Regions from separate parts of the Homo sapiens genome. Here region 2 is linked to region 1. A link is a contact called in ENCODE Hi-C or POLR2A ChIA-PET data. All regions are on one chromosome and are shown on one strand. Each heading gives the region's core, a stretch centred on a gene start or an enhancer-like site at or near the end of the contact. The rest is flanking DNA. Distances are from core to core; before and after follow the strand shown.

What was found. Hi-C counts contacts between places; a loop is a spot of excess contacts on that map. ChIA-PET counts read pairs that join two places held with the same protein, here RNA polymerase II (POLR2A). Pooled maps may share reads with other maps.
Region 2: a map with no recorded cell type shows a loop between it and region 1 (22-fold over the local background). The contact joins the promoter of VCF2 here to the promoter of KANTR in region 1. A Hi-C loop is called at or near these places in 1 of 168 maps with a recorded cell type or tissue (naive thymus-derived CD4-positive, alpha-beta T cell), 5 of 37 single-sample maps with no recorded cell type and 10 of 50 pooled maps. POLR2A ChIA-PET finds 5 or more read pairs at or near these places in 2 of 52 experiments (B cell and naive thymus-derived CD8-positive, alpha-beta T cell).

Annotation. Positions count from the first base shown.
Region 1 is chrX:53,092,658-53,096,002 of GRCh38, reverse strand. It overlaps KANTR (KANTR integral membrane protein), which reads right to left and starts at 1,861. Exons shown (of 3, transcript NM_001397448.1): 1 at 1,719-1,861. RefSeq lists a silencer at 1,533-1,682 and enhancers at 1,743-1,862, 2,173-2,232, 1,945-2,769.
Region 2 is chrX:55,159,651-55,162,995 of GRCh38, reverse strand. VCF2 (VCP nuclear cofactor family member 2) reads left to right here and starts at 1,811. Exons shown (of 3, transcript NM_001166701.4): 1 at 1,811-1,859. The coding sequence starts at 1,840. RefSeq lists enhancers at 1,022-1,522, 1,523-2,023, 1,849-2,148.

The DNA of each region.
Region 1 (3,345 bases), core at 612-3,111:
CACGGAATGCAAAACCCCTGAGGCGGAAGTGTGCCTAAGGTGTTCAAGTAATAGTAAGGTGGCCAGCATGGGTAGATAGAGTGAGCAAGGGGGGAGAGTGGTGGGAGATAAGGTCAGGGAGATTAAGAGGGTCTCATCATGGATATTAATATATACTGATTTTTCCAGAAATTTAACGACCATATAAACTGAGAAACTCTTCCACATTGTTTTGTTTAGAACTTTGTGAAGAATTGTTCATTATTTAGGAAAACTGTGTCACTCTACCTGTGGCTTCTGAATCACCAATCAACACACATGTAGCTGTCACTATCATTAAGTGTAAGACCATTTCATCATGTCTTCTAATGGAGTCATATCCCAGTCTTTGCATATATATGTGCGATATATGTATAATATAATATTATATATTACTCTTCCTTTACTACTCTCTATATTACAATTAGGGCATTATATTGGTTTTCAGGGAATTATGGGTGTAGACAGATTCTATTTTCTATCCATTTCATTTTAGAATAGTGAAGCATTTCAAAATACACCTTATTAAAAAAAAAAAGCAATGTTGGGTCCAACAGGTATGAGAACGACCAAAGCATAGCAAGAAAATAAAGGGAGTATTCAGAAGCCAGGATGAGAATGGAGGGAATTTTGCTGATAACTGAAGGTGAGTTCCTTAAGGCCTGGTCAAAGGATTTCAGGATGGAAATAGAAAATAGGATGTCCAGGGCTGTATGGAGACATAACCAGGAGATCTGTGGGCTTCCTGTGGTGACTAACATTATATAGGATAAGGGGCTATTAAAAAGTGGTTTTTAATCTAAGTTGCTCCCAACTTTGGGTGTCTCTACCTGTTTAACAGAGTAGGCTGGGGAGCAAAGAGAGTTCTCTCTTCAATGACACCAGAAGCAACCCAAAGCCAGGCTCCATTTTTTACCCACAGAACAGGTCGGAGCCCCAGGCTAAGCTCATGTCCTCGGGGGTAAAACTTATTGCTATAAACTATGCACCTCTAACCTCTTTAGGGTTGAGAAAGAGACGGGTAAAAAGAGGAAAAACAGTAACAGAGAAAGACAGAAGCATTCAGAAAGATCCAATGGAGGAAGGGTCAGAGACAGAGAAAAGACAGAAACCAAGAGAGACAATATTCTTTTCAGTCAAGATAGTCATTATTTATTGAAAATTTTCTAAGGACCGGGTGCAGGGCAAAGTAATGCACATGCATTGTCTCAGGTACACATTATCAGACCCCCATTTGGCAGATGAGGAAACTGAGGCCCAGGCTGGTGAAGGAGATAGCTCAAGGTTTCATAGCTAGTTTAAACTGGTCAGGATTCAGCATCTTATATCTACTACGTCTCAAAAAGTGGGACAGAGACAGAGATGGGAGAGGGGATGCAAAGACAGACACGCACGCAGACGATCACGTGAGCGGCAGACCTGCATGGAACCGTTTCGAAAGACACTGAGGGTGGGAGGTGGGGCCGCGGGAGGGCAGCAACGGGCACCGACCGCTCCGCAGGGTACTCACCTGGTTGCAGTCTGGGAGCCGCAGGAGCACTCGGCTTCCCTTTGCGACCCGCACGATCCTCCGCAACCCGCTGACCTAGGGTTGAGAGGCCGCCCCAGTAAAAGCTCGCGCAGGCCCCACCCCTCGCGCGCTTCGGCCGGCCTCTTCCCGCTGCCACTCCCCCCACCGCCCCGTCTTTATGGCTTCTCACCGTACACCTCCGGCCGTCGCCGCCGCCGCCCCTGCCGCGCGCGCACAGACACCAGAGGCCTACAGCAAGATCTGAAGGATACGCTGGACGGAACCCTTCCACGGGCTGCAGCGCGAGCAGGGGCACGGGCCTACGCCGCTACCGACGGCTCCCCGGCTCCCATTGGAGGAGTGCCCTTCTGCCTTTCCAGGGATTGGCTGGGGATGGAAACATTTTATTTTTACCCCCGAGGCTTAGAGCCAAACCGAGGAAAACTCCGCCCCTTCGGGGGACTTTGATTGGTTAAAGAGCCAAGCCCACCCTTTAATAGGATTGGCCAGGAAAGGAGTGCTTGTCATGGCCCTTTGCCTGTCTATTCGACAGGTCTTCAGGCGGCTACTTGGGAATACGCAGGCGGGAAGCCGGAAGCCACGCCAGGCGCCGAGTCACTGCACAATCGAGATGCCTGGCTTCTTTGACGTTTTACTCTCCATAAGCCACCTTGCACTGCCACCGCTCTGCTAAGAGACGCGATTCTGCCCCTAGTTTCTCACAGTTCCACACCCACCTGCAGAGATTCCTAAGCCAGGTTTCTCTCGCTCAAAGTGAGCAGAGTTCCTTATTCCATGCATGGAGGATGAGGTGGCTATGGGGATGTGGCGTGTCACCTACCAGTCCCTGATACCTGCTGAGACATTGGTCAAGTGACAACCTCGCTAGGAGCCTCAGTTTAACCATCTGGAAATGGAAAGATGTTTTAAAATTTTCCTCACAATGTGTGAGGATTAAATGAGAGGGCAAATATAGATCAGTTGCCTGGGGCATAAATAATTAAGTTCTCTCCTCCCAATTCTTTCCCAGTATTCAGGCGGACAGAACTTATGGCCCAGAGAGGCAAACTGACTGGCTTGAAGTCACACAGCCAGGCCCCACCCCTCGCGCGCTCCGGCCCTGCCTCTTCCCGCTACCACTCCCCACCACCGCCCCGTCTTTGCGTCTTCTTACCGTACACCGCCGGCAGTCGGCGCAGTAAGACCCAGAATAAAACCCAGGCTTCCAAAGGAAAACTGTTTAAGAAGGAAGGAGAGATGGGAAGGACCCTCCTATTTGCAAGGGTTCTTAATTTGTATTCTGCAGACCTCTAATCGAGGCTGGGGACAGGGTTTGGAGAGGTCCATGAATTTGGATGGGAACAAATTTACACCTTTATGGCCGGGCGCAGTGACTCATGCCTGTAATCCCAGCACTTTGGGAGGCCGAGGCGGGCGGATCACCTGAGGTCGGAGTTCGAGACCAGCCTGACCAACATGGAGAAACCCCATCTCTACTAAAAATACAAAATTAGCCGGGCGTGGTGGCACATGCCTGTAATCCCAGCTACTAGGGAGGCTGAGGCAGGAGAATCGCTTGAACCTGGGAGGCGAAGGTTGCCGTGAGCTGAGATCGTACCATTGCACTCCAGCCTGGGCAACAAGATTGAAACTCCGTCTCAAAAAAATAAAACAAAATTACATCTTTATTTTCCCTCTCCTCTAACTGAAATTTAGCATTTTTCAATAAAGAATGTAACTAGGCATAGTAGCAGCAGTAGTAGCAGTACTGATTGTCACTAATAGAAATCAGAGATTTTCATATCACATTATAGATG
Region 2 (3,345 bases), core at 562-3,061, 2.1 Mb before region 1:
GCAAAATCCCTCATTTCTAACCATCTATTTGCCCACTTTGTAGACGATAGCATGATCCGATAGACATGGAGAACATGGTGATTCAAGTAAAAGGAATGATCATTACAAAAGCTTGTTCCTTGAGAATGTGGAAGGGCATGGGATCCAAGTGAAGGGTGTTAAGGAAAAAAAATTATTCATGGCATTTGTTAAAGAACGGTAAGGCAGACTTCATTCAGGACCATCAAGATAGGTGTAGGGACCACTGCTATGGGGTTTTGCAGTGAAGGGAGAGAAACTGGGTTCCACTCCAAATACAACAACGAAAAGTGGAAATTTATAGCCAAGGAGCAGGGTGGGGAGCAATGGACGGAAAATTACTAAGAGGAAACACCACGGGTAAGGGGGTATTGTGGCTAAATTGAACTAACAGGATTGTTGGTGAAGGTGGGCCAGGGTGACTAGACATCACCTGGGGGATGAGGAACCTAACTGAGATATTGATGATGGGAAATTCTAACTAAACTGACTTAGCAGGATTCTTGTTAAAATTGCACAATGCAGCGACAAACATGGCAGTCTAAAAGTCCCCTGTCCAGGGCTGTCTACTCCACAGCCTCGGCTGCAGGGTCACCTAGCCCCTAGCTGGGTTAGGCTTCCTTTATGGCATGATCTTTAGTTCTTGAATCAGCCACTTTCCACATCTTCCCTTCCATCCTCAGGGAATGCAGCCCCCTGTGAGATCACCTACTTAACAGCAAGAACCAGGATCAGCCTAAACTCTAGCACTCCCTTTGCCAACTTTTTAGATAATAAATACAGATAGAGGAACATGATAATTCAGGAGAAAGCATAACTGCAAAGGATGATCCCTTAAGAAGGTGGAAGGCATAGGATCCAGGTGAAGGGCCTGGTCTCAAGTAGGATCCTGTCTCTTCCTCCAGGGAAGCAGCCAAGATTATAAGTGCAGGTCTACTGCTGTTGGGAAGTGGTGTGAATTCTTCTCTGATTGCTTCTATTTTCTCAAGGGAATATCAGTGAATATCATGAGAAAATTGGGTGCTGGTGCTTGTGGAGGGATCTTGTAAGTAGACTAGACAGAGAAGGTACACTTGTGGAGGGTGTACATTGTTTGTCTACTTGGCGGCGGGGGGACTGCCAGGAGAGTAGGGAGGAGAGAGTTAATAGCTTTGGGTAAGCTGGCTAAGGAAGGTGAATGGTGAGGAACGCGGTTGTGGTTAGTGGAGAGGAGGCCTCCTTGAGGCTAAAGGCTGTGGATGCTGGGGCACTGGAAGAGGTAGCTGTTAGGACACGATCGGGTGCTGCCCGTTATGAGAATGGGGGATGCAAGAAATGGACATCGTGGAGGGGCGCGGTCTTTCCTGAGGCCCAGGGCATGACCGCGGGCAGAAGAGACTTAAGTGGGGGGAAGGAGACCCCCCCGAGGACGGAGAGGCGCCGGCCACGGCCTGGTCAGCCCCGGGGGCGCTGAGGTCGCCGAGGAGGATCAGCGGTGTGAGGGCTGCGAGGACAGGGCGTGTGCCACGTGAGAAGCGTGTTCAGAGGCTGGCTGGGTGGGAGGAGAATGTCCATGGGATTGGCACAGGTCTCGAACATGGGGCGGCTCGGGCAGTCGCGCAGCAGAGCCTGACCCTCAGCGGATCGTCCCTCAGGCGTCAGCTCCCAACTGCAGGGAAGGGAGCCTGCGGCGGACCCAGAGGAAACAGGAGCCGACCTCCCCGGGCTCCGATGCGCAGGCCCAGAGCCCGTCAATCCTTGGCCAGCCCCGCCCTCCGGGCTGCGTTTTTCCGGCGGCGCAGGAACTTCCTGCGCGGTTGCTATGGTTCCGAGGGCAGGACTATGGGAGGCTGCCCTGTACGGTAAGTTCGTCGGGGCCTTTCCGGCCGGTACCAGTCCGAGCTCTGGTCCCCACGGTCATCACGCTTTGCTTTCTCAGCCAAGATCTCGGGGCTCAGGGCGGAAACGCAGCGGATATGTATTTTCTTCCGGGGTTGGTGGCGCTCGGCTCTCATGACCTGCAGGTGACAGTGTTGGCCGGTGGCGCGGCCCTGCTTGCCTCGTGCCCCGCCCTTCGTGCTTGAAAAAAAATCCCGCGAAGCCTTCTCCGAAAGAACATGCTGGTTCTTTGGTTGTCAGTGCCTTACAAGCCCTGGAGGCGGGGGTGAGGTGGGGATGTGGTCCCTCGCGAAAACTCAGTCAGTGGACAATAGCATTCTGTTTTTCAAATTGGCATTTCCTCGGTGAGGCTGCTAGGTACCCTAGCAACTGGTATTTCTGTTTCTCTGATTGGTTTTGTCATCTTTCTCCACGTGTTACTGGGGTTCTATGGACCTTTATCAATGTATTCTTTCATTACAAACGTCTCTGAATCTCATGGTAGAAAACTTGGTTAGACTGTTAAAGCGTAATAAAGGAAACCAATCTTATCCACAGTCCGATCACCCAGCCGTGACCATTAATCATATTCTGTGATAAATTTCCTTAGATGTTTTTCATTCGTAAAGTTGCATTTTAAAAAATGAGATTAACATTGTTTCATGAACATTCCGCTTTTTAAACTCAGCTTCACACTTTGAAAAATCATTTTCATAGTATTACTCTGTTTTAAAAACAATGCAAACGTATTGTAAGCTGTTGAAAGTTTCAGTAAAACTTGAGCGCAAAATACTCAAATACTCAAAATACCATGATCAAAGACAAACATCACCATGCTCCCTAATGAAGGCAGAGCTGTGGCATGTGTTTGTTTCACTCTTTTATCCTGGCACCTGGAGGAGTGCCTAGCACTTAGTGGATGCTCAATAAACATTGTGAAATAAAATAATATTTACACCCGGTCATTTTTTCTTTATATATAATCAATCATTTCATAATGGAGTGTAATATAGGAGCAGTTTTCTACGTGATTTTTTATTTGGCATTTTGTACTCAGTACTCAGTCTCCTAGAGTCTCCTAGTACTCAGTCTCCTAGAGATGAGAATTGATTAAAGAGTAATGAAATTATAAAAATGAGTAAACTCAGCCATTCTTAGGAGTACCAAAAACTCAAAAGTAAGTCTCTAAGCAAATGTCTGGTTAATAATAGAGTGCTGTGAAAACTATGTCAAACGCTGCAATCTGATTACTTATTGACAAGGAACTTGAAACTGAAGATGTAATCTTACCAATCATTGAAAACAATTTTGAGAAAAGAATGTTTCAAGGAAGTAATCAGCCACAATCTCATGGTGACAATCTAGTGGAGTAACTATGTCATAATATTAGCTGGTATAGCAACAGTAAGTGCCTAACCACATTCAGCATACAAGAAATATCTCTTCAGTGTCGCTACACCACTGGCATAA